Linked DNA regions of Homo sapiens: all the other regions are linked to region 4. Evidence: chromatin loops called from intact Hi-C (ENCODE). Cell type or tissue: heart right ventricle. All regions are shown on one strand. Region 1 overlaps EEFSEC (eukaryotic elongation factor, selenocysteine-tRNA specific). Region 2 overlaps RUVBL1 (RuvB like AAA ATPase 1). Region 3 has its middle 8.7 kb from the start of LINC01565. Region 4 overlaps GATA2-AS1 (GATA2 antisense RNA 1). Region 5 has its middle 37 kb from the start of DNAJB8-AS1. Region 6 overlaps EEFSEC (eukaryotic elongation factor, selenocysteine-tRNA specific). Region 7 overlaps RUVBL1 (RuvB like AAA ATPase 1).

Evidence for each region. Hi-C counts contacts between places; a loop is a spot of excess contacts. Peaks named below come from ENCODE experiments on the same cell type or tissue, not always from the same donor. Only the 100,000 strongest peaks of a DNase experiment are listed, where the experiment ranks them.
Region 1: a loop joins it to region 4, with 7 times the contacts of the local background. A loop is called at or near these places in 69 of 110 quality-filtered maps.
Region 2: it touches region 4 in a loop (6-fold over the local background); 62 of 110 quality-filtered maps call a loop at or near these places.
Region 3: a loop joins it to region 4, with 2.6 times the contacts of the local background. A loop is called at or near these places in 32 of 110 quality-filtered maps.
Region 5: it touches region 4 in a loop (7-fold over the local background); 94 of 110 quality-filtered maps call a loop at or near these places.
Region 6: a loop joins it to region 4, with 2.2 times the contacts of the local background. A loop is called at or near these places in 21 of 110 quality-filtered maps.
Region 7: it touches region 4 in a loop (3-fold over the local background); 81 of 110 quality-filtered maps call a loop at or near these places.

What each region holds. Positions count from the first base shown.
Region 1 is chr3:128,169,490-128,173,489 of GRCh38, forward strand. All of the region lies in intron 1 of EEFSEC (eukaryotic elongation factor, selenocysteine-tRNA specific), which reads left to right. Among named protein-coding and RNA genes, the nearest start is that of EEFSEC, 18 kb to the left of the region's middle. In heart right ventricle, CTCF peaks have their summits at 1,620 (motif pointing right) and 1,823; DNase peaks (open chromatin) are centred at 1,602 and 3,872.
Region 2 is chr3:128,093,384-128,097,383 of GRCh38, forward strand. It overlaps RUVBL1 (RuvB like AAA ATPase 1), which reads right to left. Exons shown (of 11, transcript NM_003707.3): 8 at 3,917-4,000. Among named protein-coding and RNA genes, the nearest start is that of RUVBL1-AS1, 20 kb to the left of the region's middle. In heart right ventricle, a CTCF peak has its summit at 1,939 (motif pointing right); a DNase peak (open chromatin) is centred at 1,938; H3K27ac peaks cover 575 bases.
Region 3 is chr3:128,582,737-128,586,736 of GRCh38, forward strand. No RefSeq gene overlaps it. Among named protein-coding and RNA genes, the nearest start is that of LINC01565, 8.7 kb to the left of the region's middle. In heart right ventricle, CTCF peaks have their summits at 1,870 (motif pointing left) and 2,078; a DNase peak (open chromatin) is centred at 1,825.
Region 4 is chr3:128,496,043-128,500,042 of GRCh38, forward strand. All of the region lies in intron 2 of GATA2-AS1 (GATA2 antisense RNA 1), which reads left to right. Among named protein-coding and RNA genes, the nearest start is that of GATA2, 4.8 kb to the left of the region's middle. In heart right ventricle, a CTCF peak has its summit at 1,975 (motif pointing left); DNase peaks (open chromatin) are centred at 1,209 and 1,739; H3K4me3 peaks cover 1,269 bases; H3K27ac peaks cover 475 bases; H3K27me3 peaks cover 3,579 bases.
Region 5 is chr3:128,424,150-128,428,149 of GRCh38, forward strand. It overlaps a transcript of EEFSEC not described here. Among named protein-coding and RNA genes, the nearest start is that of DNAJB8-AS1, 37 kb to the right of the region's middle. RefSeq lists enhancers at 2,061-2,260, 3,339-3,897, a cis regulatory region at 2,133-2,813 and silencers at 2,261-2,570, 2,601-2,650. In heart right ventricle, a CTCF peak has its summit at 2,337 (motif pointing right); a DNase peak (open chromatin) is centred at 2,344; H3K4me3 peaks cover 737 bases; H3K27me3 peaks cover 354 bases.
Region 6 is chr3:128,309,716-128,313,715 of GRCh38, forward strand. The region is part of intron 4 of EEFSEC (eukaryotic elongation factor, selenocysteine-tRNA specific); the gene reads left to right. Among named protein-coding and RNA genes, the nearest start is that of DNAJB8-AS1, 150 kb to the right of the region's middle. In heart right ventricle, no CTCF peak of the experiment used is centred here; DNase peaks (open chromatin) are centred at 1,806 and 3,886; H3K27ac peaks cover 2,263 bases.
Region 7 is chr3:128,082,897-128,086,896 of GRCh38, forward strand. All of the region lies in intron 9 of RUVBL1 (RuvB like AAA ATPase 1), which reads right to left. Among named protein-coding and RNA genes, the nearest start is that of RUVBL1-AS1, 9.1 kb to the left of the region's middle. In heart right ventricle, no CTCF peak of the experiment used is centred here; a DNase peak (open chromatin) is centred at 1,982; H3K27ac peaks cover 2,352 bases.

The DNA.
Region 1 (4,000 bases), 330 kb before region 4:
GCCAGCCTTCTGGATATGCCTGGTCTCACTATGGCTATCCTATTGGCCTTTATCCATCCTTAGTCTTATTTCTGGTACTGTAACCCCTTATTTCCATGGTAGAGGGATGGGCTGATGTGGAATCAGCGTTGGCAGGCAATCCTGGCAGAAAGTGAATTAGACATTTTTCACAACTCTGTGATTGTGTTTGGTCATTAAACATTGGCCCACTGGCTGCTTATGACTTGAATGCCACATGGAGGTTAAGGACACATTCCTGAACCACTAACTCAAGAATTAGACATCAGAGATACTAAGTATCTAACATCATAGAATTGTAAATAAAATTCCCCTGACACCTAGACCTCGTCTCACTCCTGGTCAGTGCTCCTTTCCCTGCATAGCCTCACAGAGCACAGGCCCTTCATGCTTCCCTCCATCCCCTTTCCTGCGGGGCTGCCTCTTGGGCTGAAGGCAATGCATGGCGGTGGGGCAGGCGGCATATTTTGCCTTTTCTTTTTCCTCCAGAAACAAGTTTGGCATGGGACTTGGTCAGTCTTGATCTGTGCCTGGAAGTGTGAAGGCGTGGGTGCAGATGTTGGGATAATTTTTGTACCTCAGAACCAGAACTGGACACTCACTGTAGGGAAGACCAGCTCCTCACCCCCCGCCCCGCCTCCCCCGCCTGGCCCGAGGTTCCTGTTGAGCAGGCATGGCCTAGCCTCAGACTTGCATGCATATTTTTCTGCTGTTGATTTTCTCAAATTCTTTCACAAGGGAACAGTAGTTTACATCCTTTAAAGCTTTCTTGAGGCTGGGCACGGTGGCTCACGCCTGTAATCCCAGCACTTTGGGAGGCGGAGGTGGGTGGATCACCTGAAGCAGGAGTTCGAGACCAGCCTAGCCAACATGACGAAACCCCGTCTCTACTAAAACTACAAAAATTAGCCATGCGTGTGTAATCCCAGCTACTTGAGAGGCTGAGGCATGAGACTGCACTCCAGCCTGGGTGGCAGAGTGAGACCACGTCTAAAAAAAAAAAAAGCTTTCTTGGGATACCAGTTTGGTCTTCTGGTGACAGAACCTTGCCCATAGGTTAGAGGAAATAATACTTTCAGCAACACCCCCAGCTTGGGGGATCTCAGAAAGAAGGGCATGTTGCCAACTTTTGAGGATTTGTCTGAGAAACAGCAACCTGGCATCCCCCTAACTCCCTGCTTTTTTTCCCTCTAGAATCAAATAGAATCTCTTTTCCTGGCAAAGATTTCCTAGATAAAAAGAGGTACTACTTAGTCATTTTTGTAGGTTCGTTAATAGTTTCTAAAAGTTTTTAAAAGTACATAATAAGAAAACTTGTTATGGCAACCAATAAAGTTTCTTTTCGAGGAATGAATATTTTCTAGGAAAGATAAGAGTCAGTTATGTTTGGTCTGATTTCTTCAGCTGAATCTTTCCCTCTTCCTCTTATCTTGAAATCTATCTCATAAGGCAATCTGGGGACACTTTAGCAAGCACTCTGGTAACAGATGTGTGTCCTCCTCTTCCTGACACATCTCCCAGCCCTGGAGACCCAGCTGTACAATCGCAAACTGTCCACAGGGCGGTGGGGTGGAAATCATCTCCATGCCGACTCCGAACTATTTGGTGCACAAGAGGGCAGTATTTGCTTACAGTCTTGGATCGGGATGATCAATGTGTAGTTTCACAGGTCAGCATAGTTAAAATGACCTCTGACTTTTTCAAGACAAAATAAACTGTAGGCCACAGCCATGATGGCTTCCCATAGATGCCTTTAAGTGTCTGATCCCTTCAGAAAAATTGCTGCTTGCTATCTTTTTTCCTTAAAAAGAAAAATATTGTTTCTTTCAAGGTTTATTTTTAATTTTTTTTTAATCAATGAAAATATGGTTTGCAGGCTTGTACCTACAATGGCAGAGGTTAAAAAGTGTTGCAAAAGCAAAACAACTGCTTTCTAATTAAAAACCAGATGGGAAGATTTTTGTTTGAAGCAAGGGGTCAAATGTATTTTCTCCCCCTTTCATATCAGTGTAAAGATTATCTGACTTAACTTTTAAAGCATTTGAAGATGTGGGCTTCAGTCATCAACCCTTCTATACTCAGTTTTGTTTTTCTGCAAGTTCACAGTATTAACCAAAGCAAGGACTTTCCAGGAGAAAAAAAGGAGATCTCCCTGCCTTCCAGAGGCACAATGTTCTATCTGAACCATAGGCCATGTCTGCTTTTGTATAATGATTTGCCTTTTTAAGTTCTTCCATGGTGTTTTTCTATAGAGACTTTTAAGCCAGAAAGACATAGCTGGCCCTCCAAATCTGTGGATTCAACCAATTGAAGATTGAAAATATTAAAAAAAAAAAAAATGAAAACAACAAAAATAACAATTCAACAACAAAAAAATGATATGTTTAAAAACACAATAAAGTATAGCAACTATTTACATAGCATTTTTATTTTATTAGTTACAAGTGATCTAGAGATGATTTAAATATATGGGAGGATATGCATAAGTTATATGAAAATACTCTGTCATTTTATATCAGGGCCTTAAGCATCCTCAGATTTTGGTCCTTCAGGGGTCCTCAAATCAATCCCCCACAGATAACAAAGGACAGTGGCATTGGTTTACAACTCCTGTCCCACCAGATTCCAGCCTATGCAAGAATTGGGATCTCATATCTTTCTGCTCTCTCTTCCTCAAACCTGGAACTTCTGATTTGAGGTGCCTCCATAACTTTAGCACCCAAGAGAGTTTAACTGAAAACAGCAGTGGTAGCAAGGCCCAGCACATTAAGGACATAGTGATGGTCAGGCCGAAGGAACCCATGCATAGGGGTGGCCTGGGTCTAGCGGAAATGCCACCTGGCCTCTCTGAGCCTGTCTGTGCACCTCAAATGCAGATGATTATCTCACAGGGTGGTTGCATCAAAGATGTCCATAAATAAAGCTTCAGGCACATAGTAGGGAGCAGTTATTGTTTTGTTTGTTTATTTTTTGTAGAGCCAAGCGCTTGCTGTGTTGCGCAGGTTGGTCTCAAACTCCTGGGCTCAAGTGATCCTCCTGCTTTGACTGCCCAAAGTGCTGGGATTACAGGTGTGAACCACTGTGACTGGCTGGGAGCAGTTACTGTGCCAATGATCTCTCTGACCCCTGACGAATTATAAGCATATGGAGGTGGTGGGGCACTGTTGGACATGAGGATGGAGACACAGACACTGATTCTTGATTGCAGACAAACCAGTTCTTTCTGGATTATTCATTTATTTGATTCATTGAGCATGTCCATTGCTTGGTCCCTTGGAGCATCTGCAGCAAAGTGAAATGCAATCTAGATGGGAGGTGCCATGCTGCCGCCTCGATCCTCTGATAGCAATCGAGGAGAAAAGCTGGGTTCCGAGGCTTAGCCCTGTATGAAATCAGATGTCTTCTTTTACTCTTTTGTAATCGCAACATAAATCTTCCAAAGGGAGTATGTCTATAAGATAGATGCCACATAAGCTGTGGAATGTATTAGTATGTGTGACATCCCTGTGGTCTTTTAATTGATCAGTGGCATTTAATGCAAAATTTGAATCTGACCACACAAAGTAGGGAGAACCCTGGGTGGCCTTCATGTTTGCTTCCCCGTGAAGCTCCTGTCCTGGCTTTTATTAGAAGGGTCTGGGTAGGAAAAGAAGGGTTTTGAGCTGAAGGCTTTCAAAAGAGGCCCATGCCATGTTTTTCCGGGAACATAGTTTCTAAAAAAATGCTGGAACCATCAGTTTCCAAAGGAGCCTGGTTTGTGAGGGGAATGAAAAGTTGTTCCTGCGTGTGGATTCTGGGTTGTTTTCCATCTTCACTCCCTAAGGCAGGGCTGGCAAGCGGGGAATGGGACAGATGTTTTGTGGTAGTAATTTCCAGTCAGATTCTTGAATGCCTTGTATACTCTGGGTCACCGTCAGCTCATAATGGAGCAAAATTGAGTGAGAATTCCTGCAATGAACGACGTGAATGGCGCACCGGAGAG
Region 2 (4,000 bases), 400 kb before region 4:
GATGAAAATGTTCTAAAATTGACCGTGGTGATGGTTGCACAACTCTGTGAATACACTAGAAATCACAAAAAAAAACTGTATTTTATATGAATTATGTCTCCATAAAGTTGGTTTTTTTTTTTGTTGGAACACTATCTGCCACAGGGTTACACTGAGCAGAGTCCATACTGTTTCTTAAGTCTTGATGTTTTGGTGCAACAAAGTGACTTTCAGTGAGAAACTCCTACAAGAACTCCTAATCCCAGGGAGCTATACCTCAATATGAAGAGAAAATCTCCCAGTTTTCAAGCTGGGATCAGTGCTGGGCTCTCATCTAACAGTTCAGGATCCTGAGCCTGGAAGGAAAGGGACTTCTTATGGTGGCAAGTTAGGGAGGAGCCAGGCAAGAAGGCAACAGAGCTTTGCCTCCCTGTCATCCATGGATGGACCCTTCCCAGAAGGAGCCTGGAGCATCAAGAGGACCAGGGACAGGTGCTTCTTCTAGAACGGCTCCCACATCAGCTGTCCACAGGGAGAGGTGACCTAAAGGACTTGGGGGCTGCTTGTCAAGGTCAGGAGGGGCTATGAAGAGGCTTCATGCCTTGCTGGGTTCTCAGAGATCCCTGAGGCCAAGCCATGTCCACAGAGCAGACCAGGCAGGGGCATGAAATCAGCTTCCAAGAGGGCAATACTCTAGGGCTGGCCTGGGTGATAACTTTGCACTCACTTTTTCTACTCTTCACATAATTCTGCAAAAAAGGTGCTGATATTCCCATTTCCTGATGAGGATGGTAAGATTCAGAGAGGTCAAGGAACTCGCCTGGGTCATGAGCTTCCACGTGACTCCAATGCCTGTAATTTTTCCATGTGGGAACCAGGCTTGTGCTGAAATGCATGCTCCATAAAACACAATGGCCATCAGAGAGTGGGCTCACTTCTGAGGCTCAATCCACAAGGGTCATTTACACAGGGAGGGGTGAGCGGCAAGAAGCCGAGAGGGAGCGTACACTACCTGGGAAAGAACACTCCTAGGAGGCTGCATTTTCACGGCAATCTGTTGTCAGCATCCAACAGTTCCCCACTGCCACCTCCAGGCAGCACCCCGTCAAAGCTCCATCCCCGCTCACAGCCCAGGGTCCACTGGGAAGCGGTGTGGGAGAGCAGTGAGAGCATGGAGTTTGGACCCAGACGTTCCTCTGGGCTCAGGTTCCAGTGGCAACACTTTCTAGCCTATGGCCTGGGCAGGTAACCTCCCATTTGAGTCTGGAGATAACCTCAACTGCTCACAGGGTTGTCAGGGTGTCCTGGGAGGACATGAGATGGCCCATGTAGAGTGCTCTGTATAGTTTCTGACACACAGGAAGCCCTCAGTTAGTCACCTCCCTTCCCCCTCTCTTTCCTTCGGAGCTCTAGAGATCAGATGTGGTTCTGGGGGGTAAGGAAGCCCTGTAGTTCCCCTCTAGGGGTGGAGTCTGTGGGAAGCATATCAGATGGCTATTATTGTTGGCTATTACTTTTTTCATTACCATGTTGACATTATTATCACCACTACAACAAATTTCCTACTAGAACATAGTGCCAAAATTCTCTTCCAAAGCAAACAACCGAATCTGCGTTACCTGAGCCGACCTGCCTAAAAATCCATGTTCTGAGTGTCTTCCTTCCACTTGAGTAACTACAGTCTAGCAAGGAGTCTCCACAACCTCTAGCAGCCCTTGATCAAATCAGCCCAGATGGGGCTGGGGCCAAATCTCCCGGGTCTCAGGCTGACCAGAGCTTTGTCTCCACTGAGCAGGTTCTGAGATCAAGGCCACCTTTCTGTGCACCTTAGTCCTGAGTGGGATGGGACTGAGAGACCTTACTTCTGAGACGAGAGATGCCAGGCTCTGCAGGTATGGGCTGGGCTGGGTTCCCTACTGTGGAGGGAGGGAAGCCTATTAGCAGAGCTCCCCAGCAGGGGGCACCATCTGTCCAAGGCTGAGCCCTTTCACCAACTGCACTGTCAGGCTTCAGCCTGGCCTAGCCAAGGCTAAGCAAGTCCAGACAGCCACAGGCATGCCAGGCATACCAGCCATAAGGCCCACATGCATCTGTCTCCAGAAGCTGCCCAAGTAGCCATGCTGGATCTGGCACACACTTTCTCTCCAAGACTTAGGAAGCACTTATGACAGTGGTCTTGTCTAGAGAGCATCACGGACGGGGATTCAGAGTAGCTACAAGATGCTGCCACATGGACTTGAATCACGCATTCGATTCCTAATTGCAAGTGAAAGAAACCGCCTGAGGGGGAAGGGCTGTTGCTATACTGCAGTGCTCACAGCACTACAGAACCCCCATTGTGGGGCTTACCCAGAGCCAGCAACACCAGAGTTTGCATGTTTTGTTTTTTTTTAATTATTTTTAGAGATGAGGTCTCACTGTTGTCCAGGTGGGAGTGCGATAGCTATTCACAGGTGCAATCATTGCACACTACAACCTTAAACTCCTAGCCTCAAGCAATCTTCCCGCCTCAGCCTCCCAGAGAGTACACTACAGGTGCATACCACTGTGCCCAGCTTGGACAGTCTTAATAATAAAGCTTCTCTATTAAAAGCAAACTAAAATCTTAGATAGGGCCCACCATCATTCAGAGCTGAGTTAGGCAAATCAGCAGTTTTTATTTCAAACTCAGTTTGGCTCCAGCTGTGTCCTGAGATACTCATGGGCCACAGGGTGTCTTTCTAACTCCCACTGCCTCCACTGCCCTGAGCATGCAGCCTCAGGGACTTTGTCCCCACACTACTCTATTGCAGGCTTGAAAACAGGCCCCTCATCACCCACCTTTGTGCCCCCAGCACTGCAGAGACCAGGCACTAATGTTTAAACAAGATCACAGAAAACCAAAAGAGCAATAAAACTACCAGGTACTGGGAATACTGACACTGGGCTTGAGAGATGGGAAGATGGGGTGTTCTCCAGGACCACGAGCGTGGAGAGTGCTTAGGAGAAAAAGCAACCGCAGGAAAGTTCCTGGCCCAGCTTTGGGCCAATCTTGGCAGGATGAGCACCGTATGAACACTTGTCTTCCAGGGGTCAACATCTGCCCTTCCCAAAGGCAGGCCAAAGGGATGGGAAAGAGTGGAGCGGGAGGATGGAAAGACACCAGTGTGGTTCAGAGGTCTGGGATAGAAAGAAAATGCTGGGGCCGGGCGTGGTGGTTCATGCCTGTAATCCCAGCACTTTGGGAGGCTGAGGCGGGCAGATCACGAGGTCAGGAGATCAAGACCATCTTGGCTAACACGGTGAAACCCTGTCTCTACTAAAAATACAAAAAAATTAGCCAGGCGTGGTGGTGGGCAACTGTAGTCCCAGCTACTCGGGAGGCTGAGGCAGGAGAATGGTGTGAACCCGGGAGGTGGAGCTTGCAGTGAGCCGAGATCGCGCCACTGCACTCCAGCCTGGGCGACACAGTGAGACTCTGTCCCCAAAAAAAAAAAGAAAGAAAATGCTGGTTTTGTTATCAGAAGGAGCTGGGTTCTTATCCTGTCTTTACGATGAGGGACAAGTTATGATTCCAGTTTCCTTATTTGAAAAATGACGCCAATAATGCCTACCTCTCAGAGCGCAGATGAAGACTGAAGACGTTCATGTGTATAATGTCATCAAAGGCTAGCCCTGTCTGATCTCACCTTTGTACACTCCAATTGAACGACCAAATTGTAGTATCACACCCAAAAGATCACGTGGGAGACCCTCCTCATGAGTGACAGGACAGCTGCTGCCTTTGGTGACTAGGGAAATGAGGCCAGAGGCAAGCCACTTGGCACATTTTCCCTCAAAAACAACATGACCTCCCCTCATCCCTGTCCCACCTCATGGGGTTTGGAGAGATCCTGAGGAACAAATGAGCCCAGATGGAAGTTAAAAAAGCCTTGTGGCTGGCAGGCAGCCATCCTACCTGATGACACAGTTGCCTCGGTTGGATGCAAAGATGACGATGGGAGCGATAGAAGACTCCAGGGCGCGGTGCAGGTAGGTGAAG
Region 3 (4,000 bases), 87 kb after region 4:
GTGTCATCAATTTGATGTTGATCAAATCTTGGGAAATTTCTGATGTGGTTTCTGGTGACACAGAGTGGCGGCAACATAGCCTGTGTGCAGGAGGCTTCTCACCTCCCCTAGGAAGAGTTGAGATATTCACAGCAACCCACAAGCAGCCTCCTCCACCAGCATGAATGGTGGCAAGGAGCATGGAGGCACCGAGCCTTGAAGAAAGAGGCTGGGAGTGAGGACCGTCTTAGAAAAAGGGGCTGACCTTCTTTGCCCGAGTTGTAGAGCTGTGGGGAACTCTGGGAACATCCAGATGCCTTCCGGGAAAGGGAGATCTCCCCATCTCTGCATCCCACCCACACTCCCCACCTTAGCCACTCCCCGCCAAACCTCCAGCCCCAGCTGCAGTGCATGGTGGTGTTATTTCCCAACAAGGCAACAGCCTCCTCACTTGGTTTTCCTGACTCCAGTCTCTCCCCAACCCATCCCCGCTTCAGATGGCAGCAATTTTTCTAAAGCACAAATCTGATGCTGCTTAAAATTCACAAATAAGGCAAAGTCCACAGACGCTGAGACAGGATGCAAGGTCCTTCTTGGCCCACCCACCAACTGTTCTTGCCTCCTCTGCCTGGAAACGCCCACCTTGAAGGTTGCAGTGGCCTCAGCATCCCTGTGGCTCTTCCGCCTGGGCCATTGTGGAGCCAAAGTCACGCCAAAAAAGAGCAGCCTGAAAGAGGCCCCTGCAGAGTGGGTGCTTTTTGAATGTCATCCGTTATTCAAGTTCTCCACCCTGGTTTCATCCTCCCCCAATCCGAGACCCTTTACCCCAACGTTGTCCCTGTCATTTTATTACTAGTCTCCATCCACCAGAAATGTGCCTTGGCACCTGCCTTCCATCGCCTTCGGGCACCTCATCTCATGCTGGACAGAGACCTTCCTGATCACCTACCCTAGCTGCACCTTGCCATCACTTGGGGAAACTAGAAAGTGGTTCTGATCTCCTCCATCTGGGGAGGGGCATTTGGAAACTCTCTGAGATTCCAGGGTGGAGACAGGGTGGAAACCCCTGGTGGGAGAACAGGGTGTGCTTGGGGCGTCACTAGCTGGTGGGATTCTTCAGGCCGCAGCATGCAGTTCGCAGTCTACACTTGCAGAAAAAAAACATCTGCCTGGATGGTTTCCTATTTATAGAGGACAGGGATATTCACATGGATGGATAGAGTGCATGAGACCCCTTGCTACATCCTTTTTCCCTGCACTTCCTCCCTTCCACCCTTCCAGCCCTGTGGGATCATGGTGGGGAAGGGGTCAGCCTCGGAAGATGCCCTTGGAGAAAGGCCTGGGAGATGCCGTGTGTGACCCGAAAGAGGTCAGGGGACATTTTACCTAAGACTTGCTTCATTGTTAAGTTTTTTTCTTAAAGGTGTTGATCTACGCAGTGTAAACACTTGCAAGCTCCCATCATTGGTCACAAGGCTGTTTGTCTTGTAGTCATTGTTTATGGTTCTAGAAGGCTCTCTCCCCGTGGAGGGGAAGGGCCCTGGGACAGAGATCACAGGAGTTCTTAGGGGGCACTCGCTAGTAGCCTCCTTCCCTCTGCTGATGGGGCCTTCCTCCCAGGGGATCTTTGGGCCTTAATGCCGTGCCTTTGAGGCCTGGCCCAGAGCCCCTCAAAGAGCCAGGCGAGGAGAGCTGACCCAAGTGGAGTCAGGCTGAATTTTCCTTCTCAAGAGAAGCACATCCCAGCCACTGTCCTTTCAAAGGCCATCAGGCCGGCCGAAGACGAGGATGTAGCAGACTGGCTCACAGCAGTACCCACTGGGGCGGAGCTCCAGCCTGCAGCTGTGCCAGGGCCGGGCATCTCTTCCCTGAGTGGTGGCTGCCCCCATGAGGGCAAAGACTGCACTGGCTCTTCCTGTGCAGGCGAGAGCGGGCTGGGAGCAGGGACACCACGTGGAGGCAGCCCTGGTGGCAACGGGGCTCAGGGGAAGTTTCTGGGCACAAGGAAGCCTGGGGATGGGGGACTTAGGAGGGAAGCCCCAGCCAGGCTGCTGTGCAAGGGGGAGGCCCGTGGGGACCCTCTCCAGGAGTACAAGGAGGGTCAAGGGAGGGGCCGAGTCAGCTCTGTGGAAAGTTTCTTGTTTTTGTTGCTTGCTATTCGTTTTTCTCTTTTTGTTTTACCTTTATTATAAAAAACATCAAACTTTTATGAAAGTAAACAGAATAATATACTGACCCCATATACCCCTGGGTTCAACAATTATGGACATGAGCCAGGGTCACTTCGTCTATTACTGCTGCACATTTGCCGCCCCCGTATCATTCTACAGCAAACTGTATATATCATAACATTTCATTTGTAAGTCTTTTGGATGTTTATCTAAAAGAAAACAGAAACTTTTTAAACATAACCATAATACCATTATGACACCTTAGAAAATTAGTGCCATCTCCTTGACAGTCTCAGAAATCTAGTGTAATGGGTTAAGTTGTGTCCCCACCCCCCAACAGAAAGCTATGCTGCAGTCCCACTCCCCGGACCTCAGAATGTGACCTTATTTGGAGAAAGGGTCCATACAGAGGTAACCAAGCTTAAATGAGGTCATTAGGGTGGGCCCTGATGCAACATGATTAGTGTCCTTATCAAAAAGGGAAATTTAGACAGAAACAGACACGCACAGAGGGAAGACTAGCAAAGTGACACAGGGAGAACGCCACATGAGAAACGATGCTGCCACACGCTAGGGAAAGTCTGTGGCCACCAGAAGCTGGGGGAGGCAAGGAGGGACCTTCCCAAGCGCCTTTCCAGGAAGCGTGGCCCTGCCAACAGCTGATATCTAACTTCTAGCCCCAGAATGGGGAGAAAATAAGTTTTTGTTATTCTAAGAAACCACTCAGTTTATGGTACTTTGCCCTAGCTAACTAACCTGGTCAGTATTCAAATTTCCAATTATCTCACAAGTGTCACTTTTTTTGGAATCATGATTCAATGAAGGACCCCTGCTGCAACTGGTTGATGTGTCTTAAGACTGTTTTAATCTCCTTCCTTCCTTTCTTTCATTCTTTTTTTTTTTTTTTTTTTTGAGACAAAGTCTCACTCTGTCACCCAGGCTGGAGTGCAATGATGTGATCTCGGCTCACTGCAACCTCCACCTCCCAGGTTCAAGTGATTCTCATGCCTCAGCCTCCCCAGTAGCTGAGATAACAGGCACAGTTTTGCCATGTTGCCCAGGCCTGTCTCGGCCTCACAAGTGATGGGATTACAGGCATGAGCCACTGTGCCCAGTCTCCTTCCTTTCTTTCAATGTATTTGTTGAAGAAAACCATGTTGTTCATCCCCTAGAGTTTATCCTGATGTGCTTTTGCCGTTTGCACCATGATGGCATCATCTAACACCTCACGACTCAGGGTGAGTAGTCTGTGGGCCAGCAGCACGGCCTCCCCGGGGAGCGTGCTAGCAATGCAGAATGTCTCAAGCCCCACCCAGACCTGCTGTACCAGACTTTTCACCCGGCAAGCCCGCCAGGGACTCATGAACACTCGGAAGCCTGAGAGTCACCGGGCCGCACATTCTTTCTCCTTTGCATTTCCTGAATCGGTAGTTGGATCTATAGATGCTTGATTGGATTCAGATCTGATTTTTTTTTGGCAAGATCCTCTCTAGGTGGCAATCATTCTTTCATCAGGAGGCATATCATGGCTGCCTGTGCCTCTTTTATAATATTAGCAGCAATCGGCTGGGCACCATGGCTCACGCCTACAATCCCAGCACTTTGGGAGGCCGAGGCAGGGGATCACCTGAGGTCAGGAGTTCAAGAGCAGCCTGGCCAGCATGGCGAAACCCCAGGTCTACTAAAAATTCAAACAATTAGCCGGGTATGGTTGTGCATGCCTGTAATCTCAGCTACTCAGGAGGCCGAGGCAGTGAGAATCACTTGAATCTGGGAGGCAGAGGTTGCAGTGAGCCGAGATTGCGCCACTGTACTCCAGCCTGGGCAACAGAGCGAGACTCCATCTCAAA
Region 4 (4,000 bases):
TTAAAAAAACAATGAGGAAGAGGCACTGGTGGGGACAGGCCTGGAGCTTGGGGACACTTGGAGACAGACAGAAATAAACAACTAAAAAGTGGCAGAAAGGGTCAGAAAGATGGGAATAAAAGCAAAGAAGGTGATAACCACAGAGACATGGACAGAGACAGGAGAGAGATAAGAGAGGACAGAGAGATAAGACAAAAATAGAGAGATTCAAAGAGAGGCGCAAAGAGCCAATGCGAGAAGAGGGACGTGAGAAGGGCCCCAGAGAGAAGAGTGGGGACGCAAAGGAAAGATGGGCAGGATGGGATGGACAGACTGAGATGGAAAGGCCGACAGGGCTTAGCCGCCAAGCTCGAAGGAAGCGCGGGAGGCCGGGCGCCGGGCGAGGATGGGCTGGGCATGAGCTGCGGGCCGCGGGCAGGGCGGGACACCAAGGCGCGGGCGGTGGTGGCGGGCAGGGGGCTCCGCGCGGGGCTGCGCCGCTGTCCGGGGTAATTTTTCATCTCGGCCGGCTAATCTTTGTTCCCGGCGAAGATAATGAATAGCCAGTCGTTATCTGCCCGGCTCCCGGAGGCTGCCCGAGAATGGGGTTGTACAGGGCTGGGAATTGTTTCCAAAGTGCCGCGGAATAAATGGTGTTCCTTATCTCTGCCTTCCAGATTATCGGAGCCCTTTCAGAGAGCGCACAACAAATGCGCCCGCCATCGAATGCATCATTTACCACCGCAGATCCGAGCGCTGATGGGCAGGCAGATAGCCCTCTGCTGGGGGCACGCGGGCTCCCCGTGCCCGTACCACTCGCCTGCCTGCCGGGGCCACTGAGTGTGCGCCCCGGTGTGCCCGGCGTGTTTGGATGGACACGTGGGTGTGCCAGTGCATGGGCTAACGCCGATGCAACTGTGCGGGTGTGTCAAACAAGTGTACCACAAAAAAGTGCAGGTGTGCGAGCCCATCCATGCACACGCATGGCAGGCGTCTGTGCTGTGTCCGGAGGCGGCCGATGAGGCGGGTGGAGGGTTCACACAGGAGGCGGTGCTGCACTAAGCTTGTGGGCAGGCATGCGGCCCAGGGTGGCTGGACACGTGGTGGAGGAATGGGAATGCAAGCCCGCGTGTCCGAGTGCAGCGGATGAGCATCCTGCGAGTGCCTCACTGTGTCTGCCCTGGAGGTGGCTGTTTAGGGGAGCACGCCGGAGGCCACTAGGGTGGATGTGCTGTGTGCATGCAAGTGCCCACCCTACGTTGTGTTTCGGGGCACACAAGCTACCTGTGCCTACCGGGATGAGCATGCAAGTGTCACCGCTCCCGCCGGGCGTGCTTGGGGTGTGCTTGGGTCTGCGTGAGGCTGTGTGTGTCCTGCCGTATCTCTGCCCAGGTGTGCCCTGGTGAGCTGAGAGAGGGGCACGGGGAAGGGCAGTCGTCGGGGCCTGTCCGTGTGCCAGCGTGGGTGGACTCCGGGCTGGGGAAGCGACAGGGAATGGTGTGTGCCGGTGTGACAGACGCCAGAGCGGCGGGGTGGAACGTGCTGTGTCACGGGAGACTTTCTTGACCAAAACGGAATGTGCGAGTGTGGAAGGAAGAGGGGCCGTCCGCGGAGTTTGGGGACACCCGGGCGTCCGAGCCCCAGAGCCTCTGCAGCTGGGACAAGGAAGCCCGAGCCCGCCGCCTGAGGTCCCCGCGCCGTTAGTGACACGCGCCGCCGACAAAGGCTGTATTTTTCCAGGCTCGCGCCCCGCCCGCGCGCGCGCGATGGTCCCCATGGCGACGCAGATAGCGCCGCAGCCATTTTCCCTATCTCCCCAGAGTCTATTATACGGCGGGATTAGCTCATCTCCAGGCAGGTCAAACCCAAAGTCACACAACCTGCGACGCGGGCCCCGCCCCCACTCCCCGGCCGCCCCTCCCCTGCCCCGGCCCCGGCCCCGGCCCCAGCCCGGCGACCCCCGGCTGCTGCCCAAGCGCAGGCGCAGAGCGCCACCTGGCGGCGGCGGGGTCTCGGGTGGGGTCCGCGGAGCCGGTGCCCGTGCAGAAGAGGTGGGGTGAGGGTCTCTACCTCCAGAAGGCGGGCTCTCTGGGAGCAGGGGCTTTGCTTTGTCACTGCTGTTCCCCAGGGCCAGACTAACACACAGTAGGTGCTCCATAAGTGTTTCTTGAAAGGATGTTTGGAGGGATGGATGGATGGATGGATGGATGGGCAGGAAATTATAGACGGGGGCAAACTGCCAAAGGCTACAGTTTAGTTGGCAGCAAAAAAATCGTTTCTGAGAACGCATCCCACTGAATTTAGAATAAAAGCCAAACTCTTAGAACCTATGTAGTGGCCCTTACTGACCTCTCAGACCTGATTTCCTTCTTCCTCACTGCAGCCACAATGACTCTCTTCTTGTTCCAGAGTGTTCCCACCCCAGGGCCTTTGAGTCTACTGTCCCCTCCACCCCGAATGCATTCTGACTCCACTCAAGTGTCACTCTCCAAGAGCCAAGTTGCTCCCCTGTCCCCTGCTCTTCTCTGTCTATGCATTCTTTTATAGTGCTTAACACAGTCTGAAATAGTCTCGCCCCTGTGTGTGTGTTGTCTGACTCCCCCTCTAGAATACCAGGATCCTTGGAGGTGAGGGAGTTCCTGTTTTGCTTGTGGCTACAGCTCAGCCACTGGAATCATATCTGACAATTGGTTGGCATCAGTCGCAACTCTGGGAATGAGGGAATGAGGACTAGAGGGGGCTGGACGGGCCCAGCCACCTGCCTTCATCATTGTCATTTCTCTTTATCACTACGGTAACTCCTCCTTCCCCTCATGACTTTGGAAGTCATTCAGCAGCCACTCCAGCCCCACCAACCTGCCCCTATCCCAGAGGGGCCTGGGATGGAGGGAGAGAACCACTGAGGCCCCTCCACATCCCTGCACCCGCTGTGCCCATGGGGGCGGAGAACACATCTGACCCGGCTCTGAGGGAGCCGTGGCCTCTCTAGGGAGGGCTGGCCTGCTGGTGAGACTTCACTCATAATACAAGATAATTATACCAGAGTTGTCATGAGGCGGTGGTGATTAATTGCTGTGCGTGGGGCACGGACGGACAGCGAGGTATAGAGAGTGGAGAGAAGGCCGCAGCCCAGCTGGGCTTCCAGGTGGGAGCTCAGCCTCCCCATCTCTGCCGTGGAAGGGACTCAGAGGTGTCAGGCCAAGCATGCAGGCAGGCTTGTGACAAACTCCTTGGCCAGGAGCTCTGAGAATTAGCTTCACTTCCCTCAGAAATGCCCCAATTCCCTCCTGGAAGAGGAGCTGTGTGACAGCTCAGGCCAGGGGGTCGGGACTCCCCCCATCTCCTCCGCACACACATACCCCTGCACACATACCCAGCCACGTACAGCTGGGTGGCTGTACGCAAGTCATTTTTCCACTCTGAGCCTCAGGGTCTTCCTCTGTCCACCTCCCCCCAGGATTACTGGCAGAATTAGGTGTGAGCTTGCATTTAAAAAGAGGTTTGTTTTGTAAACCCAGGCTTTGCAAATTGGCAGCCCAAGTCTCGGGGGCCTGTGCAGTGACTGATCATTACCAACATTTCGAAGTGAGAGATGTCACATAAAGAGCGTCATTTCGAGCTTCTCTTGAAAAGTTGTAAGGTGAGCTACCCTGGGACTGTATTCCTGAATGGCAATGTGATGGCAGAGTCCTGCAGTATTACCACCTGTGGACTTGTGCACCAGGGTTCCCACCCACCCACTTCAGGCCCTTGGTTCAGGGATGTGCCCGTCATGGAAATACCAGGTGCTGTGGCTCTGCTGGTTTTGGCTTTCCTTCTCTGTAACCTTCCAATATCTTTCTCCTTCCAGGTACTGTAAACCACTTAGTAATTAATTAGTTAATAAATTCATCTCATCAGCACTTTTAAATAATGTGCTAGGCCACACTGTCATGGACCCCAGATATACAGCAGCAAACAAAGCAGCCATGGTACCTTCCCTCAGGGAGCAGTCAGTCCAGTGGAGGAGTCAGATATGACT
Region 5 (4,000 bases), 72 kb before region 4:
GCTGCAGGAAGCACCCACCAGCCTCCTGGCTTCTGCTGCTGGCTGCTCCCTACACCAGCAGGCTGGGTGCCTCCCCAAGCCTCAGTCTGCTCTTCTCCTCAATGGGCAGAAAGTAACCTGCTTCCCAGGGCTGCAGAAGAGGCCAGTGGGGTTCTATGGTGGAATTCACTTTATTGTTGTTTTTAATTATTGTATTACTTATCTGGTTTGGGGGTGTTTTGGGTTTTTGTTTTGTTTTGTTTTGCTTTGTTTTAGGCAGTCTCACTCTGTCACCTAGGTTGGAGTGCAGTGGTGTGATCATGGCTCACTGCAGCCTCGAACTCCTAGGCTCTCATGATCCTCCTGCCTCAGCCTCCTGAGTAGCTAAGACTACACAGGCATGCACCATCATACTGCCTATTTTTTTTTCTTTATTGGTAGAGACATGGTCTCACTATGTTCCCCAGGCTGCTTGTGAACTCCTGTCCTCAAGTGATCTTCCTGCCTTGGCCTCTCAAAGTGCTGGGATTACAGGAATGAGTCACGGCACCCAGCCATTTATCATTTTTATTAAGGAAATAGTTCAAACATACGAAAAGTGCGCGGAGTATAATACAGTGAACCCCATGTGTCCATACCCACCACAACAAACTACTGACGCACGCAACAAAGTGAATGGAAGTAACAACCTCCGGGACCGTGTCTCCCGCCCCACCCCAATCTCCTCCCCCACTCCTCTCATCTTCTGTGGGCCAGTTCTAAAGCTCGTTCAGTCTAAGGTGGAGACTGCGGCGGAAGTGGTCTTTCTCAGGGAGGCAGTGGCGGGGTGGTCAGGGCCTCTCACCAAGCAGGTAGGACTGGTCAACTCCATGATTCTGAGAGTCTGCGACTCTGTGACTGGTTTTTAAAATTGTTGTTTGTCACATACAGTAAAAATCACCCCTTTAAACATGTAGCTCTGTGCGTTTTGAAAAACACATTCAGTTGTGTAACCCCTACCTGAGTCAAAAGAGAGAACAGGTGCACCCCCATGCTTCATGCCCCTGTGAAAGCACCCCTCGCACACCCGGCCCCAGCATTCACTCATCTCTTTTCCATCACTGTTGTTTTACACTTTCTAGAATGTCACATGAGTGGGATCACACTGTGTGTGGACTTTCCAGCAAGGCTTCCTGGCCTTGGGATTCATGCTTGTGGCTGCACGTCCCAGCAGCTCCTTGGGTCACTGAGCAGGGCCCCGAGGTGTGGCTGTGGACGAGCGGATGGATTCACCTGCGGAAGGACACTCGGGCTGCTTCCAGTTTGGGGTGACTGTGACTAAAGCTGCTCCGAACACTCTTGTGGGGTTTTGTGTGAGCATCGGTGCTTCTCTCCCATAAGTAAACACCTCACCGTGGAAGGTCTGTGTTGTGTGGCGTGTGTTTTACTGCCACGCGGTTTCCCACCCCAGCTGCTGTCTGCATTCCCGCCTGACTGGGCATTTTACCTTTCACTCAACACATTCCCATCGGGCACCCACCCAGGCCAGGCGCGGTGCTCCCAGTGACGGAAATGGCCAGGATGAACGAGCTCTGCCCTCCTGGGCCCTCCTGGGCCCTCCTGTCCTGTGGGCAGCAGGCAAGAAACCAGGCAGCCTGGGGACACGCGGGACCATCTGGCTGTTGGCAAGGGCTCCAAGGGCATGAATTAGGGCAATGCTAACAGGGTGACTGGGGCGGGCCTTGCTGAGGTGAGTTTGAACCGAGATTAAGGCAGAGGGGCCATCCCATCCAAGATCCGGGGGAAGGGTTTCCAGGCGGGGGCCCAGCAGGTGCCAAGGCCCCGAGGTAGGTGAATCGTGTTATTATGCTGTGACTCAGCGACTTTTTGGATGAATGCTGAGTTCCAGGGACCTGCTAGAAACCTTACAGTCATCCCCTGTTCAATCCTCACAGCAGTCCTACGCAGGAGGGGCTACTGTCGCCCCCAGCTTACAGCAGAGCCACTCAGGTTCAGAGAGGTTGTCACCTGTCTCGCTGCACAGGCCACGCGGGGCAGAGCCAGCACTTGAACCCGGCGGGACTCATGGAAGTGCGCTGAACACCTGGATTCCCACCTCAGCTCGAATCCCTGCCTGCAGTCCTGCTGTGTGGCCCTGGGCAGGTCACAGGTCCTCTCTGAGCTTCCGCTTTCCCGTCTGTAAAACCGGGCTGGCGCTGCTGGCCTCGCAGCCCGCCGTAAGCATCCTGTGGGATGAGGTGTGAAAATGTCCTGGAACGGTGGGGCCCTTGCACGGTGGGGTGGGCACGCACCCATTCCGCCCCGAAGGGCCGTAGCCAGCCAGGCCCCCTCCTCGGCCCGCCGCGGGACTGCGCTGCCGCCAGGCGCCGACAGAGGGCAGGAGCGGCCCGCGCCCAGCGGCCGAGAGCGCACGGCAGGGCTGGCAGGGGCGGCCCCGGCGAGGCGCAGCGCGGGCGGGAGCCCGAATGTGGTCTCAGGACTGCGGCAAACACCTGTCGGACTGTCTGGGACGCACGACCTAGGGACACGGACCCAGTGCACGGTGTGGGGGAGGAGGTTAGCGAGGGATCCTGGGCCCACCCGTCTCCGGGCTACCCCACCCCTACCCCGCCAGTCCCCGCCATCCAGCGAGGTGCCCCGGGAGTCTCTCCGGGAGAGCGCTGGCCCCGGGTCTGCGAAGAGCCGGCCTGGGGGGCAGGGCCTTAGGCTCAAAGGCCGCCACGTCCCCACGTGGCTCTGAGCACCGGTGATGTGGCCGTCCAAGATGAGATATACCCAGGGCCCAGTACACCCCAGCTTCCAAAGGCCTTCTGTGACAAAGAGAGACTAAACAATCACACTTATCACCTTTTGTATTGAGCTGAAATAGTAATATTTTGGATCTACTGGGTTAAATAAAATATGAAAATTAATTTCATTTTTTCTTTTTAAAATTGTGGCTAAGATATAAAATTAGGTAGATGGCTCTCACCTGCCGCTTGTGTTCTGTCTCTACAGGACAGGCCTAAGTTGGATGTCTGTGTTATCCCATGTAATCCCGTCCAACTCTCCCAGTGAGGCGTTTACTGTTATTACCTATCCCATTCTACAAACGGGGAAGCTGAGGCGCTGAGCAGTGATGTGACTTGCTCAGGGTGGGTTATGGGCACACACCCAGCAGTGCCCACCCCATGCCCATGTGTACCACACACAAATATTCATAACACATGCAGGGGCCCAGACTGTCAGTGCCAGAGTCCACGGGTAAGATGGAGAGACCCTGAACACAAACACGCTGCCAGCCTCCCAGCTCATACACAAGCGTCACCTGTGCACACCCAGTCTTGTGACAGCGTCAGGAGCACACACATCCACACTGCTGTTCCCAGACCCCCTGCTCACGCCCATGCACACACACCTACAGGTGTGCTGGTCTTCGAGGCAGGCAGTGTGGCCAGCCTCCCTCATGGCCCACAGTGCCATCCAGAAGACTGTATGGGGCCCTGCTGCTGACTGGCTGGTGGGCTCGAGACCCGCCAGACAGTCAGGCCCCTACTCACCTAGGGCTTGGAAAGGGGGCCCTGGCTGAGACTCCATCTGTGTCTGGGGGAGCCAGACCCGAGGGGAGTGAGTGGGCCTACGCGGAGCTCCTGCCCTCCCTGCGCCTGCCTGCCACCCTTCTGTTGAGGGCCCTTCCTCCTGGCTGCAGCCATTTGCATAAAGCTCCCAAGCCCAAGGATCACATTACATGGAGGCCTGATGATAATCTTTGTTGAAATAATATTTAACACATGCTGCACTTTTAATTAACTATCTGAATAATCTCAAATTAATACCAGAGCTTTAAAAATAAGTTTTCATTTTCGCGTTTGGTAACATAATAGCGGCCCGGCTGGCCCGTTTCCCCCTTCTTTGATTTAATTAAAAGCCCTTTTGTGTGTCTCTTGTCACTTCAGAAATGGACAAAAGCCCCCATGTGGGCCAGCCAGGGCTCCTGCTCGGGGTCCAGGTCTGAGGCCAGGGCCAGGGTCAGGGGTACTTA
Region 6 (4,000 bases), 190 kb before region 4:
TGCCCAGCCAGAGAAACCCCTACTCCTTCAGGTGTGGAGCTTCTGGAAACTCTTCTCTACTCAAGAAGGGCAGAGGTGCTTTGCAGGAAGGGCCTGGACACACCGATTCTTGGCGCCCACTCTGGGGCCTCAGAGTTCCCCACTCTCCTGACCTAGCCTGGCTTGGCCTGCTGAGGTGCTGGATGCCACACTCTGTGATCTTATTCAAATGTCAGCTTTTCCTAGCATTAACATCCATTGACCCATTTAAAATAGACACACTTGGAGAAGGAAATCAAAAAGCAAAACAAAGGAGCAGTTGCTTTTCCAATCACATACACCTTGTGCAGCTTAATGAAGTCATAACAGAACCAAAGGCAGGTGCGGTATCTGTGCTTTTCAGGGAGAAAAGCAGGTGTCACCATTATCATCTGGATGCCCTTTGGCCACAGCATTTTTAGACCATCTGAGGCACTGCCAAGAATATTCCTGTGGCTTAGTGATGAGCCTTTTGGCAAGGTTAGGAAATTAGAACTCACCTTAGTTGTGTATTTAATTAAGGGTAGGGAGAAAGTCACAGGATTTCCTTTTTCTCTCCTTTCCCTCTGGAAGCAAGGGGCCACATACAACCATCTCCGCATCTTTCAGCTTTGACTGCTCCTGCCCCGTAATCTTGACTCCTGGAGGTTGTGGCTTTTACTCACTCTCTTAGTTTGGCTTCTTGAGAGTTTCTAAAATTGTACAAGGTCATAGCCAAGAGATTGCCTCTTAGCAACCTCGTGCCAGTGGCCTTGCGCCTATCCCCTGGTCTCCCACACTTACAGGAGGCCCACAGAGAGAGTCATGCTGCTGTTTTCTTTGTAGGCACACAACAGAACAGTGTTTTCCAACCTTTTCCTCATAATCACTGTACAGATAGACTGTATCATGACCCAATGCACATGCAGGTGGAGAAAGTGAAAGGCTTTACAAAATAGTATCCTTACCTCCTGACTTCCATTGCATTGCATTCTACTCCAATTTTTTATTTTCCTTTTCACTTGAAAACCACTGGTCTTAATGCACTGCATTGCCACCTCAGTTTGGAAACCTGCAGTAGTGCTCAGGCTCTGGAGGTCAGGCCCCTGTGCTCTGCTGCCCCACCCTGCCCACCTGGCAAGCAGGTCTGGAGGCCTCTGTCCCTCAGCTGGTCTCAGCAGTACTGGCTGCAGGTGACTATTACAGTGGCAGTGGCTGGGGAGGCCTTCTATTGATGCAACATTCTGTGTGGGGAAAGGCCCACTTGATAAAACTGTTTGGTTTTACTTAAAAGGAGTGTAGGTGAGGAAACAAACTACACAACAATGTGAATGAACTGGAAAAGTAAGAAAAGATAATGCAGGTGATATCCTTCTAAGAAAATTTTTAAAATTAAAATTCAGATTTAGACCAATGTGTTTTAGAAAAGGACTAACCATGAGATTCCCTCTAATTGCATGGTCTCCTCATTCATTGAAAATGTAGTTATTTTTACAGAAATCTGACCTTTCTGCAATTTTCAACTGTGGACCCATGTGAAGTGTAACTAATTCTCCTTTCACAGCATTCACCTTCCTCTTCGGTAATGCTGAGCCCCATTCTGGGTCTGCCATTTTACTACAGAGGAGAGAATTTGAAAGGTGGTCAGAAGAAGCATGGACATGTTAAATGTTTGGAAACCAGATTCCTGTAGGGAAGGAGGGAAGGATTTTAGCTCCACAGTTGTGTTCTGAGTGCCAGCTAATGGGGCTAGCCCTCTACGTCCCACTAAAAGCCTGCATGGTCCCGTGACCTTCAGGGCACAGCTCCAAACTTGAAGTGTGTGGCTGGCAGCCTGTCTTCCTCTGCAGCCATGCATGGGGAGCTTCAGGCCCACGGAGCTAGTTTGGTTCCCTGTCCAGCAGCTGCCTTGTCCTTTCAGGCTTCGGTAGCACTCTTTCTTTTGTGACCTGGGGCCAAGGACTTCACCTTTCTGTGCCTCCATCTCTTTTCAGAGTGTTTCTGAGCATACATTGATTATTCATGTGCTTGGAGTGGGCACTCAGGAGTGTTCCTTGTTGTTTTGCAAGGGACGCCCTTTCCAGCCCTGACCATTTGAAACACTCTTAGAAATATTTCAAAATCCAGCTCTTACGTCCCACCTCTTCCTGGGAGCTGCATCTGTCCTGAGGATGGAGTTGAGCTCTGCTCCTTATCATAGCCCAGTCACCCCTCTTCCCGCTTGACTCTGTGCTGCTTAAGAGAAGGCTCCCAACCTCTCTATGTTGGAATCCCCAGCACCTAGTACCGTGCCTGGCCCACAGTCAGTGCTCATCAATGCTGATTTGTCCCTGAATTCACATGAGGGATAAGAAAAGCTTCATCCCATTTCCACCTCTGATGGATTGGCTGTACCGTCAAGAGTTCCATGTTGAGAAGATTCTGAGACAGAACTTGAGAAAGGGAAAGACCCCACTATGTGGCAGATACAAAGCCAAGCATTTTACATGCCTTTTCTTCTGATTTAACCCTAGACAACCCTGTGAAGTAGGGACTGTTATCATCTCTCTCTGAGATGAGAGAACCAGAGCTCCTGAGTTACACAGAAGTGGGCAGTGCTGGGTCTCAGACAGGCAGGGTCCCCGCTGCTGCCCCAAGCACCTGGACCTAGGCCAGCTCTCTCTCCTGGAGTTTTGGTCCTGTCCAACTGCTGGCTACTTCCATGCGCAGAGGATGGAGTAGCGGGATCCCACCGCCTTTGTGTCACCAGACTGCGCTGGAATAGGGGAGCCTTTGTTTGGTGTGGGCACCCACCGGGGTTCAGAATACCAGTGTTTAGAAGAGGCTCCGCCTTCACCCTCCAAGGAAGGACAGAGGCGTCCATGGTTGTTGAAAAGCGGAATGTTCCCGCTAATGAGAAACAGTTGAGAGATGGGTGGGCCACCATCCTTGTGGCAGGCCCTGTGTCCTGACCTGCTTGTCAAGGTACAGATGACAGGCAGGGCTACAGCAGGTGTGGCTTCCTCTAGCTGGATTGGCAAAGGGACCTGGGCCAGGCTGTGGGGAGGAGGGAGAAGGCCCTCTGCAATTTTTCTTTTCTCTTCCCTTTTCTTTTCCTTAACCATTTAGCTGTATCTTTTAGTAAAAGAATACCCAGAAGACAGTTTTTCTGCATTACCATATATAGAAAATTCTAAACTTCTAGAAAGAGATAGTTCCCTGGGAAGATGGTCTGGTTTGAGGGTGAGCATTAACTTTGGACTCATACAGCCCTTGGTTAAAGTCTAGGGTTACCATTTCTTGGCGGTGTGAACTTGGTCAAGTCAAGTAGCCTCCGTAGGTCTCAGCCCCCTTGTCTGTAAGTTATTTCCATGCCATAGCATTGTGATGAGGATGACCATGGGAAGCACCTGGGATGTTGTAGAATCTGGGTAGAAACTGGTTTTTCCTATTCCTGCCAGCTCTTGGAAAAGGCTACATCCTGGCTCTCCCAGCCAGTTGATAGTGTGCCTCTCCCTGAAAGAGAAATTGATGTCTCCTGCCAACATCCAATTGGGGGAGTCCAGGAAAAGGGCAGTTGTCTGGGTAACCATTTGTGAAAGCCAAGGACAGGGCAAAATGGAGATGCAAGGAAGGGTTTATCCTCCTGGCAACAGGGTTGCACTCATGTTTCTGGTCGATGCAGCTTTGTGCTTCTTGCCTTTCCATGCCATGTGGGAGCCACGGGTGGCATGTTGCATTCAGTTAGTGACCAGGCTGCATCTTCAGAGCCCAGGCATCCCTGTCACCATCTAAGCTAGTTGGTCAGCCAGCCAGGTCTGGCAGGTAGGCCTCCCACTCCCAGAGTCTATGGATGCCACACCCAGGACTCAGGCATGAGGAGGTCCACTTTGGGAACCTGACTTCACCGCTGCCTGGTAACGGGGCTTTGGCAAGTCAGGCTCTTGGCATCTCCATTTTTAACAGGGCACTTGTAACCAGGACATCCTCATGAGCACAGCAGAGAACTGTTCCCGGGCTCTCA
Region 7 (4,000 bases), 410 kb before region 4:
CCCAGGCAGAGAACTGGGGCCTCTTCTAACCTACCCGGGGCTCCTGCAAGGGCTCTAACCTTCCTCTCCAGCATGGGCACTACTGCCTACAAGCACTCAGGCAAGAAGGGACATTTTTTATTTGCTTGATAAATATGATGGTTAAATAAATCAAAACAGTTACTTTTAAAGATTTACCAGGCCTCATAACATCACCGGGAGATATCTAATCTATCAAGAAGAGGCTGACGCTTGTTGCAGTTTGAAGATCTTGGTAGAGTTGGAGGGGAGGCAGGCTGGCGGCGGGGATGCTGTAACACGGTGGACCAGGATCCTGCAGGCGTACCAGCACTGAGTGATAAGGGGCAGCCAGGATAATGATGTTGTGTGTTGTGGAGCTGAGATAACTGCAGGACTTCGAGCCGCATATAATACAGGAATTTTTCACTTTGGCAGCTTCGTAAACAAGATATCAAGAAGCCCTTGTTGAAATTAAAGCCATAAAAGCACACCCAGTGTAGAGGCACAGGAGCTGGGAAAGACTGAGTCCCAGCTTCAGCCTTCCAGGAGGGAGGAGAGCCAGAGGTTTACTGAGGTGGCCACATCAAGCCTCGCCTGTCAGCTCTCCAGGCTGGGACCCTGCGGGCAGGAGCTGCAGGGGGAGCCCAGTCTCTGATGATCGCGGTTGGGCTTGGGGGACAGCACATTGGCTGCCCACAGATGGGAAAGGCCTTGGAAAGCCCCAGCAGGACAGAGCGGCTGCGATGAGCCAGGTGAGGGTGAAATGCTTGGCCAGCAAACACCCTGGGGAGGCAGCCCCTCCACCCGCGGCCACCACTGCTGCAAGGTGTTGTCTGCAGTCTTCCCTTTTCTCAAGACAGGCTCAGAACTCAGATCCTTGTACGAAACGTCCTGATTTTGGCAGGACACAATGGCTCACGCCTGTAATCCCAGCACTTTGGGAGGCGGAGGCAGGTGGATCACCTGAGGTCTGGAGTTTAAGACCAGCCTGACCAACATGGCGAAACCCCATCTCTACTAAAAAGACAAAAATTAGGTGGGTGTGGTGGCACATGCCTGTAATCCCAGCTACTCAGGAGGCTGAGGCAGGAGAATTGCTTGAACCCGGGAGGCGGAGGTTGCAGTGAGCTGAGATTGGGCCGTTGCACTCCAGCCTGGGCAACAAGAGAGAAACTCCATCTCAAAAAAAGAAAGAAAGAAAGAAATGTCCTGATGTCTAGATGTCAGCAACTTGTTCAAACATTTCACAAACACTGCATAGGCCACATGAAACGTATCTGCTGGGCTCATGGGTGAACTGCCAGGGTGTGAGCTCCACTGAAACAATCTTAGCTTATGCAGGAGGGGCTTCACTGTCTGAAATCCAAAGCTAAATGCAGCTGGGCAAAAAGGGGCCCTCTGAAGTTACTGGATGGTACAAGGACAACCAAGAAAAGGAGCTGGGAGGGACTCACAACAGAACTCCCCCCTGAACACAGCTTCAAGGTAAAAACGGCTTCTCACTCACAGCTGGGACTGAGGAAACCACCAGGTCTTGCCAAGAAAAATGTCCCCAGATGACCTTCTGAAACTCCAGGGAGATGTAAATATTGAATCCTGGAGCCTGGTCATAGGAGACAGCTTAAGCTAAGTGCCTCGCCTTCAGTGAGATGCACTGAATCTGTGGCTCAGCTTCCAGAATGTCAGGGACACTCTGCTCTCTCTCTCTCACTAGAGAGAGCAGCAGGTCAGAGCAATCGTGAAAGCGTCTGTCTCAGGCTGCTCGAAAATGGACAGTTCATAAATGAGATCTTTAATCATTTAATAACCTGCAGGGATAGTTTATGAGGGTGTCGGCTTGGATTGCAGAGTACACAAGTTACATTGAGTTTGTTTAAAAACCTAGCCCCAGGCTCCAGTAAAAATGCTGAGGTTATCGCCTGGGCCAGCGGGAACAAAGCCACGAGTCCTGAGAGAAAGCCTGAGGAGAGGCCCTCCTGACAGAGCCAAGACAGCCCCAGCCCAGAGTTGGCCTGGCAAGTCACTGTCCTAGAAGCACAGTACAGAACATTCCAGACTGTTTGGGCCAGGAGCTCTGGGTTCGAATGGCGGCAGCAAGGGTGAACTAGCTCTGAGTGGCAGTCCTGGCTCTGCTGCTTACTCTCCACATAGCCACAGGACCCTCGTTCTTGGAGCCTCCAACACTGGCTATTGCGAAGCTGTTGTATGTTGTACGTAGAGGACCCTAGAGGGTACCTATGAAGCACACAAAGCTATGAATACAGTAATAACAACAGCAATGGGAAGGATGGGAGGGCCCGTTATTGCCAATACCTCACAAATCCTAATGACAATCTTGCAAAGGAGGGAGGAGATGTTCCATTTAACAGAGAAGGTGAAGGCTCGGTGAGATGCACCAAATTGCTCAAGTCATTCAGTAGGCAAATGGTGTCTCTGGCCCTGAACACATCTGTGCTGGGCTGCCTTTTTTGGCAGGACACATGGGGTTTTGGACCCAACAGTAAGGTGCTATGTCCCGCAGTAAGAATGGGCCAGTTTTCCAAGAATTGCCTGGGACTGTTTCTGCTTCTGCCTCCGTTCAGTGAATGCCTTGGCTTCAACCTGGCAGTCACCCTTGCAAGTCACCTGGCAAGACACCCTTACGTGGCGATGAGGCCCCCGGCCATTGACACCATCTCCTAGGTAACATATACAATTGCTACTATGAACCATAACTGCTTCAGTAATTTGCCAATGCTGGTTACAAAGGGAGATCTGTGACTCTCCTGATGCATCCCCACAGCACTCCTGCATGCGGTAAGAGATGCTGGCAGGCCCAGGCTGGGCCTCCAGCCACAGGAGAGCAGCAGAAGTGCCAGGAAAGGCCCAGGAGAGGCCCTGACTGCTCCAAAGGAAAGGTCCTGCTCACAAACTGCCAGAGGAAAGCCACCTCATGAATCCTAATGACAATGAGATGAGAGATTTCTAGCAGGAGGGAAGCTGGGTGGCACGGTGATTAAGAACACGGGTTTCCGGATCAGAAAGCCTGGATTACAGCCAGTCCCATTACCTGCTAGCCACTGACTAATGTTATGAACTTGGGCGAATTAGTTACCCTAGGTCGCAGTGTCCTCATCTGTCTTTTTTTGAGACAGGGTCTCACTCTGCTGGAGTGCAGTGGCACCATCACAGCTCACTGCAGCCTCGACCTCCTGGGCTAAAGCGATCCTCTCACCTCAGCCTCCCAAGTAGCTGGGACTACAGGCACACACCACCACACCTGGCTAACTTTTTGATGTTTTGGTGAGTAGGGGTGTCACTATGTGGCCCAGGCTGGTCTCAAACTCCTGAGCTCAAGTGACCCTCCAGCCTCAGCCTCCCAAAGTACTGGGATTACAGGTGTGAGTCACCATGCCTGGGCAATGTCCTCATCTTTTAAAATGGCAATGACAGTAGTTCTCCCTGCCTCATGGGTTACTGGGGATCAAATGGAATCAAACTGGCCAGGCATGTCCTGCTCAACACGATGCTCAACAAAGATGCCATGCTCTGGTGAAAAGACAAGGTCCAGGCAAAGCGCATCGAGACGTCACTGCAGCCCCAGTCTGCTCAGCATCTCCAACCATGGCTGCATGCCAGAGCCCATCAGAAGAGAACATTTGGGGCAAAGGTGGGCAGGGCAGAGGAAAGAGCACAGCACATGCTGCCTCGGAGACACCAATTCAGGGTATGTACCACTGAAGATGGCCTGGGCTCTACAGGGCACTGCCTGGCTTTGCATCCTGCACTTACAGCTCCATGACTCAAATGTAAAAAATAAAATAGATGGTGATCACATGGAATACCTGGAAATACCATGAAGGTGACTAGAAATTCCTAGTCCAATGGTATTCCTATGCTTGGCACATAGTTGTGCTCTAGCTCCAAACCAAGCAAGAGGCAATTCCTACAGGGACAACTGGGACTGTGGCCCTTTGGATAAAGCCCACGCTCATACATCCCTGTCGTCTCCCAACTCAGC